2 separate regions of the Homo sapiens genome follow, and region 2 is linked to region 1. The links are chromatin contacts, found by Hi-C or POLR2A ChIA-PET in ENCODE. All regions are on one chromosome and are shown on one strand. The core of a region is the stretch at or near the end of the contact, and the rest is flanking DNA. Distances in the headings are between cores, read along the strand shown. Region 1 has its middle 30 kb from the start of EMP1. Region 2 has its middle 21 kb from the start of GSG1.

Region 1 (7,115 bases), core at 2,959-5,458:
AATTCTCTTGTGATGTTTTTCTGTAATTCCTTCCCTCATCTGTTTGTCTTCATCTCTTTTTGGAGCTTCTATCAGTTAGATGTTGGTTCCCTGGATTAGTCTATGTGTTACCTTTTTTGTCCTTTTCTTTTTTATTTTTTTTTTAATCTCTGTCTTTTTATTTTACTTTTCCTCTATTTTATCCTCCAACTTTTTAATTATTGTTTTTATAGCATTCTTTTCTTTTAATTGATGTGATATCTTCATAAATGTCTCTGAATATACAAATTTGAGTTTCTTTCAAGTTCCTCATGTATCCTGAATTAACTTGTTTTCCTGTGGAGTCATTTCTCTTTTTCTTAATTGTGTTTCATAGTTTCTTTCAAATGCCTACCAGTTGGTGATGCAAGCAAAACTGGCTGAACTCAAAGTACACTGGAGGTCATGCAGACTACCCGGCTCCACTACAGGGTCAGTGGGAATGGAGCCTGGATGTGGCATCAGCTCCCACACCAGGAGCAGGTTGTTCAGTTTCTTTACAGAGGAGCAATCCATCCCCCATGATAGGGTAGAGAAGTGGGGAGTTTCAGCCCACATCTCACTCCTGTTCACCATCAAATCTAGAGTTTTTGAGTCCTCCAAATTGAGAATTTTGTAACCTTCCAGGTTTCTGCAGGAAAAATCAGCCCTTGCCAGCCACCTCCTGCCTGCACATCTCCTTCCCTGTGCCTTGCCCTGCCCACCCCACCCTATTAGCTCTTGGTCCTTTTGCCACTCCTGCAATCCACACAGCACACCATCACTAAGCCTCCAAAGATCCTCTCCACATTCTCTTGATTTCCAGAGAGAAGGTTCAGATCCCCTGGGACAGGGTGGGAGGTGTTGGGGGACAACCAGGAATCCTTACTATCAACATTGGATGTGGGGTAATAGAATAATTTTTTCAGTGTTGAAAGACAAACCTTCAACCTAGAATTTTAATTCCAATTAAACTGTCTTTAAATTTGGGGGCAAATTAATGTTATCTCAGGCACACGTAAAACCTCTTTCAATATTCTCTTAGAAGAAGTACTCCAGGAAGAAGTGAAATACATACAAGGGAATACTATGAGACTTATTTTTATTAAGAGTAAATAAATAAATACCATATAATTTTAATTTCTTTCTAAAAAAGAAGCAAAAGTGGAAGTTAGATTTAGAGAAGTAAAAGAATCACTAACCATACAGCAGATGCTCTCCAAAAAGACCAAAAAAAATGAAAGGGGAAAATACTTAAGGAAATAAATATTATTTCTTAGAATTAAAGAAAATGAGAGACTTCAATTGGGAAGACTTATGGAATGTTGTACAACACAGATGGGGAGAATGGTCCACACCTAGACACATTATAGTGAATTTATAAAGTACCAAAACTGGCAGAAGAAGAAATTGAAGGTTTGCATAGATAACCATTATAGAAATTAAAAAAGTAATCAGTTGACAAGGCTATTAAGTATAATCTCGCTTCCAAAACTGGATAAGAACAATACCCGAAAAATTATAGTATCTACATACATAGATAATTATATATCTAATATATGCAAAAACTCCTGCAAATCAACATGAAAAAGACTGGAGACCCCAAAGAACAATGGCAAAACATGTAATACACAAATTAGAGAATAGATAACAAGTAAGAGATGAGATATGTAACCCTCCTAGAAATCAGAAAAACACAAATTTAAAAACAATGATATACTATTTTACACACACCCAGTATACAAAGATTAGAAAGCCAGGTAATAGCAAGTTCTGGAGAAGATTCCAGGAAACAGGCTCATTCATTCACTGCTGGAGCGCAGCCATTCTGGAGAGCAACCAGGGAGTATTTAGTGAAATGAAGTACTCCTATGCCTTATGGCCCAACGATCCCACAGGCTGGTATACGCCCAGAGAAGCTCTTGCCAAAGCCATAGGGGCACATGCACGGGGTTCTTGTTCTGTCATTAGAATGCCATGAGTGAGTCAGGGGTACAGGTAGAGTGTGGAATAGGGAAGGGAGGTACAGAAGGGAAATGGAAGTGAAGATAAGGGATGAAAGGAAAAAAGCAAATGACCAAAATAAAACCAGAATGTGACCTTACACAGCCTACTAACAACAGTGTGGCTGAGGAATGTGTTTAGCTTGGCTGTCTGCATCTGAGGGTCCACAAAACAAAAATCACCACATGCAAGCATTGATTTACCACCTGATATCCTATCCTGGGTCAGGGAACTGGGTCAGGGAATTGGTGGTAGAAAAATAAATGAGCAGCTTCTGCCAGGCTTTGACTGAAGAGATGAGCTGGGGAATAGATGTGGCCTCCCAACAGGCTTCTTTCCTCACCTCTCCATTCATCTGGCCTAGTGGGAAAAAGAGAAGGCCTCACCCTCTATAAATAAACCCCTCCCTGGCCCTCAGTAATCTCTCCAGGTTTAGTTCATCCCAAGGCTGCAAGCCCGTTTCCCACCCAGACATCATTTCCTTCCACAGAGCCTTTGTGGAGCGGGTTCCTCAACCTGTGAGTCATCCCTGCCCATTTCACCCTGGAGTCAAACTGGATCAGTGTTGGGATTTGTCACCTGCACTCACTAGAGCATGGCCACAGCCATCTCCAAGCCTCTGACCTGCGTGTGCAGGAAGGGCTAAGGAACCAGGCAGAGGTGAAAGCCTGCGTTTCCCAGGGAAAAGAAATTACTCTAACATCAATAACATCTATCTCTCCTAGGTAATCAAACTGAGCACCTGGATAAAGAAACCCCACCTCCCACAGTCCCAATAAGGACCGGAAATTGGCTTGTTGAAGTGACGCAGGAAAATGGAGCCGGCAGTGCAAAGGTGAACTCTAAGAGCTGGTGAAGTTACAAGGAATAGGTTTTAGTAGAAACATTGCTGGCCCCTTTTTCTCTGGCACATGCCTGCACCAGACATCTCTTTTAGGACCAAATCCTCTGTTACCCCTAGATTCCTATTTCATGGATCCTGCCTCTTATCCGGTTCCCTGGCTCAGAGACACACACTGAGCCATCTCCTGTGACCTACTTGGAAGGGGGACCCGCATCCTGGACTTCTCAAGACTTCACCCAGACCGTAAAGTGGCCCTAAGCCCTTTCCAGCTTGCTTGTTCTTAGGTACCAAATAGATAGTCAGTTTGTGGCACTCATTAAGCTTATGCTGTGGACAGAGCAGTGTAGTGAGGCCTTATGGAGAAAAACAATAGAAATAGAAGTTTTGGTCCCTCAGAGTATGTGAGTGAGTGTCAATGGGCCAACCTGTTAAATGCAAGCCATTATCCTCAGCACTTTCATATACATTCCTTCATTTATCTTCACAGTGACTCCAGGAGTTAGAGCCTCATTTTCTGATTTCCAGAGGAATAATCTGAACCTCTCCGAGATTGAGGAACCTGCCTCAAGTAACGGCTGGTAAGTGACATATCCAGGATTCCTGACTCCGAGGCCACAGCGCTTTTCACAACACCACAGTTGCATTAAAGAGAATCCATCCCACCTGCAAATACAGAGCACTGTGCCCTGAAATAGACTCAAAAGCGTTTTCAAAATAGCACATCAATAAGAACAAACGCATTAGAAAATAAACTCTGAGCCTGTGTGTTCTGGTCTCTTCTGTAGAAAGGAGGGGTTCAACAGTGAAAGATTCCTAAAAGAGGTAAATTTGAAACCTAGTTTGAAAGAACAGAGGCTACAGATAGGCAGAGAAGAGAAAATAAAGTTGGAATTAGCATCTTCTCTTAAGGTTATGTAGACATTCCTGCCATTGTGGAACAAATTTTCCACTCTGTCTACCAAAGTAAGAGGAATTATGCTTAAACATGGCAGGGTGGATTCAGGTTAGCATAAAAGACATTTCTGGTGATGAGGTGGTTAAATACCAAACTATTTCATTAAAGGAAGTGGTGAAATGTAGATTGTTTTTTTCCCCTCAGATGACTTTGGCTTACTCCTGGAGACAGGAGATGAACACAGCAACTCTGCAGACATCAACTGAAAACGGCAATTCTGGGGTTATAAGATAACTTTATTATGCTCATATAAAAAGGGTTCAGGGCAACCTGTATAATAACAAACTATTGCTCATCCCTAGACCCTCCCAAAGAGCCACTGCAAAGTAGTTTCTCACCTTTCCCATACCCTGACAAGCAGGAACCAGAAAGGGCCTGAGTCACCAGGTCACGTGACTGAAAGTGCAGCTGGGGCCTCTGTCTGCACTTGGCATGGCCGCATGAAACCAAAATTGCCTGTGCCCTGCAAGCTGAAGAGCACCAAGCAGTTACAGGTTATGTCAGGAAACCCAGGGCTGCCATCCAACTGCTGGAGCCGTCCCTGTTTGCAATGGAAGAAAAGGGTATTTGCAATTGCTCCTTCCCCACACTGTGGCTGCTGTTCAGGTGTTAGTTTCAGTTAGTTAGTTAGTTAGTTAGTTAGTTAGTTAGTTAGTTAGTTAGTTAGCTAGCTAGCTGGTTGGTTAGGTAGTTAATTGGCTAGTTGGTTAGTTAGGTGGTTAGTTAGCTGGTTGGTTAGTTAGTTAGCTAGTTTTGCAAATAGTATAAGGGCATGCTCCATCCCTAAGAAAATGATGCTTTTTCACAGACCTATTAATGATTGAACTGCCCCTTCAGGAAGGCAGGCCTTGAACCAGAAGTCCCCAAGAAGAAACTCTTCCCTTCCTGCTCTAATGATTTCCATTTTCCTAAGAATCCTGGACTCAGAGACTATTCGAGTTAGTAAGACCTTAGGCATTTATTTCAGTCTCGTTGTTTTCCAGGAAAGGAAGCTCAAGCCTAAAGGGATGAAGTGACTTGCCCAAGGTCACACATCTGGTCAGTGCCCTTCACCTGGGGTGAACCTTCACACATCCAAGGTGAAGACGAAGGAAGTCAGCCGTTTCCCTCTTGTGTTTCAAGCAATGAAGTTTGCTTAAGATTGGTGAATGTAGTCTTAGACATTTCTCCTTCCTCTTCATGCCCCACATACCAACACCACCAAACACATAACAATTGCCTGCTCTGCTTCTCTTTTCATGGGAAGATTTTCAATCTATAGGCACCATCAGTTCCTTCTAGCAGAAATGGAAATGGCTTCCTGACCCACGGACGGAGGTGGCTACCTTTGGCAACTCAGGCGGGATGGCTAATACAGGTGTTTTTCGTCATTCTCATCTCCCAAACCCCAGAGCCCACCTTCTCACCACCAAAGGAGATCAGTCAGATGCAGACCATGTGAGATGGCTGGAAGAGCCCGGGTTTTCAAATCAGCAGCCCTAGATACCATTAACTGCATGGCCTCTCTAGAGGCGCTTAGTGATTGGCATCTCTAAATTGGAGATGAAAATGCCGTGGTGCCATGAGAATGGAATGAGATCATATTTGGGGAAAGCCCTTTGGAAATGGTTATGAGAGGAAATGCCAGGGATTTTCATTACTGGCTTCAGGCTGCCCTAGGCTTGACCATGCAGTCGAGTTCACAGCCCAAAGGAAGGGTGTCTGCAGCTGGGCTGGGCCAGAGGTGGGGCTGGAGATTGGAAATGTGGGTTCCTCCACCTGTGTACATAAGAAAGCGCCTCTTCCAACAGCCCTCAGAGAGGGGCATGGACAGGGCCAGCAGTAGCCCAACTCCCAGAACGCAGCTGCCATGTGTCAGCCCTGAAGCTACCTTTTTTTCTCCTTTTTTTTTTTTTTTTTTTTTTTTTTTTGGTTCTCATAGGTCTGGAGCATTTGAAAGGGGCTGGTTCACTACTGGCCTGGCAGACAGGCAGCTTGCTCCAGGGCAACAACTCATGTTTTTCCCCAGTGTGAGCTTGTGCAAGTGGAGAATGCTGGGAATGTGAAGCCTGTTCCCTATTACTCCACTTCCTTTGCGCACTCAGTTTCCCCTCCCTCCTCAATTTCTTCCGCAGTCTTGATGAGAAATGATAGTCTCAGAGAGAGAGCAAGCTCTTTTACTCAAGTTAGCCACACCACCTATTTCATCTCTTCTGGAAAACTCCTCCCTCAATAAGCACGGCTGGCCCTGTATACTCCCTTTTCCCATTCAACTGCACCTTCAATTTCTCCTGTCCACAGACTTCCTCTGTGTTTATAAGCATGTACAGACTTCTAATAACTCGAGAAATGTTCCTTGATGTCTCCTCCACCATTCACTCTACTTACAATCCTATTCATATTTGCTTGCCATTGCCACACTTCTTCAATCAGTGGTCTGTACAAGCAGTCTCTTCTTTCCCGAAAATCAGTATTTTGTCCCACTTCGTGTTCTATAGAAACTCTACTCCCAGAGGTCAATGAGGAATTGTCTAAAGGTCAATGCCTAATTTTTGGTCTTCGTTCTTCCTCTGCAATGTTGATGTTCCATTCAGTGGGATCCACTTCTCCTCTGGCTTCTGTGACAGTACTCAACCCTCATGTCATCCCCGTCTGCTGCTCTGTCACCTTAATCAACTCCTCTTCTCTTTACTGCCTCCTTCAATAGACATGTGTCAATATGAAGTTCCCAGGGCCTCTGCTATTCTGTTTATTCTGTTTCTCTAGTTAATTCCACTTTCTTAAATGGATGGCTTTTCATTTTGAAAGCGTGTCCCAAATCTGTATCTCCGTATATGACTACTCTGACCTGCAAACGCCTATTGGATATGTTCCTCAGGGTCTTCGTAGTTATTTGATATATCTAAAATTAAATTCATCATCTTTCTGGATTCCCTGTTTCTGTTAATAATACTTCTCTCTCAATTACTCATTTGGAAGCTAAGCTTGAAAACCATTCCTAATTCCTTCACCTGTTTCATCCCCATGTTCAGTCAATCACCAAGTAAGTCAGCTCTTCTTTCTAACAAGTAAAAAGGAGAGTTCTAAAGCAATCTCCTTTCCTCCTTACTCATTTTATTTCTACTGACTTCACCCTCCATAGTTCAGATAAATTGTTTTTTTATTCATTCATTTAACAACTATGCATATATATCAAGTGTCTACTCTGAGCCAGGCTTTGTGCTAGGAATTAGGTAAGCAAAAACAGACTCAGACTTTCCCGATTCCAGCAACAGAATTTATAACCTGGGAGAAGAGACAAGCATCGCTCAGGAAAACTCTAATGAAAATAGAGCT
Region 2 (7,115 bases), core at 2,223-4,722, 40 kb after region 1:
AGAAGGGGAGAATTTTACAAAAACACTGCAAGCCAAAGGAAAGAGGGAGGCAGAGATGAGAAGTAAGAAAAAAACAGAAGGAAGGTCGCAGTAGAGGGAGGAGAAGAGAGCAAGGAAAGGGTTTTGACTTAAGTTTGCAAGATTCTGACCCGTGGAAGAATTCAGAAGGTATTTCACCACCTGAGCACGCACATGCACACGCTCTTACAGCTCCATTCAGGAGATGAGACTTTGTGGAGGCAGACAGAATGGTAATTGTTCCTTCACAGTGAAGATTCTAGCTAAATGATAAGCAGAAATGGAAAAAGGAGTGGGAAGAGCTGAGTCGGGACACACTCTAGAAAATTATATGCAGGCGACAGACACGCTTCTTGCCCACGAAGACCCCCAGAGCAATTTATAAATGTATTTGCCCTGACTGGGGAGGAATTCGGCCTCTAATCACCCACCCCTTTTCTGGTGGGGAGGGATGGCTTACATCTGGGATCTATTAAAAATACCTGTGTCCAGGCCGGGCGTGGTGGCTCACGCCTGTAATCCCAGCACTTTGGGAGGCCAAGGTGGGTGGATCACCTGAGGTCAGCAGTTAGAGATCAGCCTGACCAACATGGTAAAACCCAGTCTCTACTAAAAATACAAAAATTAGCCAGGCGTGGTGGCGCATGCCTGTAATCCCAGCTACTCAGGAGGCTGAGGCAGGAGAATCGCTTGAACCTGGGAGGCAGAGGTTGCAGTGAGCCAAGATCGCACCACTGCACTCCAGCCTGGGTGACAGAGCAAGACTCCATAAAAAAAAAAAAAAGGCTGTGTCCAGGTAAGGATGTAATGGAAACAAGACCAGAAGACAGAGCACATTTCTCACTACTTCTGCTGAAGGAAAACTCACCCAGTGCTTTTCAGGGAAGCAGGGGTGCCCTGCTCACTTGGGTCCTCATTGTACACCTTTAGCTCACTCGACACACATATACTACGACACACATTAGCTAGTGCCAGATACTATGCTTTGCTCTGGAAATGCAAAAATGAGTGGCATGTCCCTCCCTCTTCCCGAGAATGTTACAGTCTGATGGGTAAATATTTACAATATGATGGATATTTGTAAAAGGCACAGTAATGGCACAGAGTCAATAGTGATCAACTTCTGGAGACAGAAAGAGACCGTTCCAGTATCACAGAAGTTGAGTCCCAAGCTGTGCTTTAAAAACGAGTAGGAGCTCTTCCAATCTGGGGAGTAGAAAAAAATAAATTAAAAAAAGAAAGAAAGAAAAATGAGTAGGAGCTCAAGAGAATGAGAAAACAAGCCACAGACTGAAAGAAAATGTTTGCAAAAGACATATCTTATAAAGGACTGTCATCCAAAATGCAGGCCGGGCGTGGTGGTTCATGCGTGTAATCCCAGCACTTTGGGAGGCCGAGGCAGGTGGATCACCTGAGGTCAAGAGTTCAAGACCAGCCTGGCCAACAAGGTGAACCCTCATCTCCACTAAAAATACAAAAATTAGCTGGGCATGGTGGCAGGTGCCTACAATCCCAGCTACTAGAGAGTCTGAGGCAGGAGAATCACTTGAACCCAGGAGGCAGAGGTTGCAGTGAGCAGAGATTGTGCCATTGCACTCCAGCCTGGGTGACAGAGTGTATATACATATACATATATATATATATATATATATGTATATATACAACTCTTCAAACTCAACAATTATGAAAACAATTTGATTTTAAGATGGAGAAAAGATTTAAACAGACACCTCACCAAAGAAGATAGACAGATGGCAAATAAGCATATGACAAGGTGCTCAACATCATATGTCACTAGAGAATTGCAAATTAAAATAAGATACTACCATGCACTTATTATTTAATAGAATTGTCAAAATCCAGAACAGTGATGACATCGAGTGCTGACAAGAATGTGGAGCTAAAGAAACTCTCATTCATGGCTGGTGGAAATGCAAAACAGTACAACCACTTTGAAAGGCAGTTCAACGGTTTCTCAAAAAACAAAACATGCTCCTATCAAATGACTCAGCAACCATGTTCCTTGGTTGGTTTCAACCAAATGAGTTGAAAACTTATGCCCATGCCAAAACCTGCACACAGATGTTATGGCAGTTTTATTCATAATTGCGAAAACTTGGAAGCAACCAAAATGTCCTTCAGTTTTGTCCTTCAAAAACTGTTTTGCATTCAGACAATGGAATATTATTCAGGACTAAACAACAGTGAGCTATTAAGCCATGAAAATACATGGAGGAAACATAAATGCATGTTACTAAGTGAAAGAGGCTGCTCTGAAAAGGCTATGTACTATATGATTGCAACTACATGACATTTCAGAAAAGGCAAAACTATGGAGATAATAAAAAGATCAGTGGTTGCCAGGGGTTTGAGGGAGGGATGAAGAGATGAAGCACAGAGGATTTGTAGCACAGGGAAAGTACTCCGTCTCACTATAATAGTGGATACATGTCATTACACGTGTGCCTAAACCCATAGAATGTACTACACCAAGAGGGAGCCCTAATGTAAACTAGGGACTTGGGGTGATACTCATGTGTTAATGTATCAGTCATAACAAATGTATCACTCTGGCTTGGGATGCTGATAATGAGGCTGGGGCAAGGGCTCAGAGGATATATTGGAACTCTGTGCTTTCTGCTCAATTTTGCTGTGAACCTAAAACTGCTCTAAAAACCAAAGTCTATTTTTTAAAATGAGTAGGAGGGCATCACTGACTACCACACATGACAACGTGGGCTCAAATAAGGGCCCAGTAAAGTCAAGCCCTCTGTATTCCAGGTGAAGCACTCCCATAAACCAACACAACGATATATTTCTAAAGATCATAATTCTATGGCCAGGCGCAGTGGCTCACACCTGTAATACCAGCACTTTGGGAGGCCGAGGCGGGCTGATGATGAGGTCAGGAGTCCAAGACCAGCCTGAACAATATGGTGAAACCCCATCTCTACTAAAATTACAAAAATTAGCTGGGTGGGGTGGCACACGCCTCAGGAGGCTGAGGCAGGAGAATTGCTTGAACCTGGGAGGCGGAGGTTGCAGTGAGCCAAGATCGCACCACTGCACTCCAGCCTGGGTGACAGAGCAAGATTCCATCTCAAAAAAGAAAAATCATAATTCTATTTGAGGAGTTCACCAGGTAACCAAGGTTGGGGAAAGACAGATTATGAATGCAAAGCACTGAGCACAGAAAACGGTTATTGTTGTAAATCGCCAATGCATGGCAGCTGTTACTGTTACTCTCAGCCTCTTCCTCTTCATCGTCATCATCAACAGCATTCCTAGAAAGCAGAACAACATGTCAAAGGCACAGAGACAGGAAATGCCATGAAGCTGTTGAAAGTGCACCGAGAATGCCCTGTTGATGGACACAGGGATTGTGATAGCAGCAGTAAGGAGACAGGCTAGGTCTTTCAAAACCATGATTAATCCCAAAGAAATGCAGGCTTTATCCTGTAGATAAAGAGGGCACCAGTGGATAGTCTTAAGCAAGGAAGCAATCAGCTCAGATTTGCATTTCTGAACAACTGGGGCAGGGGCCAGTCTGAGGGTGCTGCCATTGTCCAAAATAGGAATGAGGCTGCTCTGGACCAAGTAGCTGGGCTAAGGTCGGGGGAAGGAGGGTGAGCTGGTAGAACTCATAGACTTTAGAGACTGCTTAGATGTTGAAGTGAGGGAGGAGGAGAGAGAGCTGTCTAGGGTGATGTCTTGGTTTCTGGTTTTAGTAAATGAGATGGTGGGGACATGAAGGGAGTCACCTGTTCGGACAGGGCAATAAGGTGAGGAGGAGGAAACAGGAAACAGCGGGTGAGTTCTCTGTCCATAAGACATTCCAGGGCTTCCTGGAACCATCAATGATCAACACAGGCAGCATTTATGAAGCCCTGCCACTCTGCTGAGCCTTCTGCTGCATGAGCTCATTTAATCCTTCCAACAACCATATAAAACAGATCTTGTTGTTGCTGTTGCTTTTATTCTTGTTTTACAGATAAGAAAACTGAGGCTTACAAACTTGCCAAAAGTCACACGGACAGTGGTGGGGGCAAAGATCTAAACCTATGCACATCTTCCTGCAAAGCCCACATGCTCCAAATTAATCCACTCTATTGACTCTTTGGACGGCCATCACCTCCTGCCCTTTCTCCTTTGTGTGAACTAGAAACATGTGGCCTTGTCTCCCTAACAGACCCAGACCCCACTTGGGTACACAGTTTGGAGACGGAGCTCACTCTTCCCTCAGCTGGGGACACTTGGCAGGGTGCAACCTGCACCACTGTACACTGGACAGTGTGAACTGACCTGGGAACTAAATAAGCCACCATGACAAGGTAAGATTTTCATTTAAAAAATAAAAAGTAGAGCTAGGGTAAAAATTGAGCCATGAAGATATAAAAGAAGGTTGTATATTTGGTAGATTTGTCATGGAAACCTTTGGGACTCAGAAATTTGCTTTCCTTAGTAATGTAGAGCAATGGCAATTGCTACAGCTAATTAATGGCTGTGACTTTTAGGAGAGCAGTTTCCAAATACCAGTCCTTGGACCAAGTGGTCCATGATGAAGTGTCACTGCAAGATAAACTGAGAAGCATAAGGGCAATGCAATGCCTGTTTCTGTGCCGGTAGGTAGAATACATATTACATAAATATGTACCTATCAGTATAACCTTCCTCATTGCCTTTTTTGGGAAGAAATACTCTAAGAACTACTCCATTTTTAGTGTATTTTTTACATCCCAAGCAGCAACTCCAAAATTCTGGAACAACGAATTAAGGTTTGCAGTTAGCAAACCTTAATCAGTCATTTAACCAACATTCACTAAGCATCTACTCTCTGCCAGGCCCTGGGGGTGTCCCAGTGAACAACACCAACCAATTTCCACTCTTACAGAGATTCCCTAGTGGAAAAGGTGGGTACTGATGATGTCAGGAGAGGCGCAGTGAAGGAGGAGACCCAGGCATTAAGGGGGCAGATGACAGGCAACCTCACCTCACTGCTGGCATTTGGGAAGGCTTTTCTGGAAAAACAGCACTTACGCTGAGACCTTAAAAAATGACTGGGAATTGGCTGAGTGAAGTGGCCCTAAGTGGCAGCAAAGAGTAGAGCAGTTTTGAGGAACTGAAGGAAGGCGGTGAGGCTGAAGGGCTGGTAGGCTGGCTACATCACAGAGGACTTCACTGGTTTACATCCAGATAGTCCATAGCTAAGAGAGGACAGTGCCCCCACTACAGGGTAAGCCATAACCAAACACATCACCTGTGTCTCCAGAGGATGCTGCTGTCTGTCTGCTGGCAGCGAGTCAGCAACCAATAAATGTCTGACTGCACACGATCAAGCCCTTGATAAGTAATCAGTGTTCAATGAGTAAGTTTCTGTCACCCCTGGCAAGGTTGAGCAAACAGGTCACTTAGCTGACTGCTCTGAGCTTCATTTCTTCTCATGTCTAAAATAAACAGGTTAGATTAAATATGCCGTAAGGGTCCTTCCAGGGCTAGCATTCCATCAGGATCAATCTATAACAGCTACCATTTATCGAGCATTTATAATTCGAAGTCACCATGCTAGATGTATCTGTTTTATGGACAATCTTCATAACAGCCCCATGGGGTAGGTATCATTACCACAGTTTTCTAGATGAGAAACTCTGAGACATAGAGTAAAAGTTCCAAGGTCACACCTCATAGGTAGCAGATCCAGGATTCAAACCCATCTCTACCCGATGCCCAAGCCACACTCTATCCACCAGTCCACACCACCATGAAGTCTCTTGTGATGTTCAATGATTCAGTCACTGAGTTCTATTTGCATTCTTCACCCTAGCATTGGAAGTCTCTATTCTCCCATTCTTTACCCTGGGTCAGATCAGACTGGCTTCCTGGTTGGCCCAATACACTCATTTCTCTGCAGCACTTTGCTTTGCTGTCCACCCTTGAAGCACCCATCACCACCTCCCTCCCCTCATTGCAATGAAACCACGTAAACAACTGGACAAATGACTGCTGGAAACTGAATGTTTGTGTCCCTCTAAAATCAATATGCTGAAATCCTAACCCCCAATATGATGGCAGTAGCAGGTCAGGCCTTTAATAGGTGATTAGGTCTTGAATGGGATTAGTGCCCTTACAAAAAAAAAAAAAAAGAGAGCTCCCTCACTCCTTCCACCATGTGGTGACACAGTGAGAAGACAGCTGTCTTTGAACCAGAAAGTAAGCTCTCCCCAGACACAAAATCTTCTAGCTCCTTGATCTTGGACTTCCCATCCTCCAGAACTGTGAGAAATAAATTTCTGCTGTTTATAAGCCACCCAGGCTATGGTATTCTTTTATTGCTGCCTGAGTGCATCAAGACAATGATCCAGCAACAAAATACATGGTACAGGGTGAGACAAGCACATGGGAGTAGATGTTATAGAAGAAGATACTTGAAATCCAACAGAACCTGTGGAGCAGTCTCAGGTCAGCAGAGGAAGTGACAGGATAAAGGTCTCGGTGGGTAGGTCAACATGGAGGAGCTCCTGCAAGCGTGACAAGTGGCCCACATACAGCAGCACATCTGGGATAGAAGACACAATGATCCAGGCATCATGCTGGCCAAGAGTGTCCTGGAACATGGCAGCTGAATTCTTGGGATTGTGGGACTAGGTCAAGGACAAGGCAGGCACTTCATCCTGAGGAACTAGGAAAGAAACACCGCAAAAGTGGAGTCCAGGATCAGGGCGTGGCCCCAAGGGACAAAGAAGGAACATAATCACTGACACGGGGCTACCCCACACGAGCCAGGCTAGCAACATAAAGGCCGTGTTGCTCAAATGCCAAAATTGCCCAAACAGGAAGAGAGGTGGTCCCAGAAATTGGGATAGATTGGAGTCTGATGATCTTGGACAGGGAGTCAGTGAGGTCATTAAATTTTCCTCGGCCTGCTTGGTTTCTAATCCTAACCCAGATGCTTGCTGCTAGCTTGGGAACATTGAGCAAGTTGTTAGGAGGGAATTCTCCATGGGTCTCTCACATTTTTCCATGTTTTGTGAGAAAGGCACGGACTATCTTTTGTTCCAGATTACTTTTTCAAGGATGTTTGTATAGTAAGCAGCCTTGTA

The links. A loop is a pair of places that touch in the nucleus more often than their neighbours do. ChIA-PET counts read pairs that join two places held with the same protein, here RNA polymerase II (POLR2A). Pooled maps may share reads with other maps.
Region 2: a loop to region 1 is called in a map of endothelial cell of umbilical vein, with 5 times the contacts of the local background. The contact joins two enhancer-like sites. A Hi-C loop is called at or near these places in 8 of 168 maps with a recorded cell type or tissue (MCF 10A, PC-9, ascending aorta and 4 more) and 3 of 50 pooled maps. POLR2A ChIA-PET finds 5 or more read pairs at or near these places in 7 of 52 experiments (MCF 10A, OCI-LY7, PC-3 and 4 more).

Annotation. Positions count from the first base shown.
Region 1 is chr12:13,162,769-13,169,883 of GRCh38, reverse strand. No RefSeq gene overlaps it. Among named protein-coding and RNA genes, the nearest start is that of EMP1, 30 kb to the left of the region's middle. RefSeq lists enhancers at 4,015-4,309, 3,439-4,638. Within about 2 kb of position 4,208, at least 15 of the 41 ENCODE cell types and tissues checked have a DNase peak (open chromatin) inside an H3K27ac peak, as active enhancers do; they include PC-9 and endothelial cell of umbilical vein, where a contact is called at or near this core.
Region 2 is chr12:13,121,593-13,128,707 of GRCh38, reverse strand. No RefSeq gene overlaps it. Among named protein-coding and RNA genes, the nearest start is that of GSG1, 21 kb to the right of the region's middle. RefSeq lists an enhancer at 3,406-3,907. Within about 2 kb of position 3,472, at least 2 of the 41 ENCODE cell types and tissues checked have a DNase peak (open chromatin) inside an H3K27ac peak, as active enhancers do; they include PC-9 and endothelial cell of umbilical vein, where a contact is called at or near this core.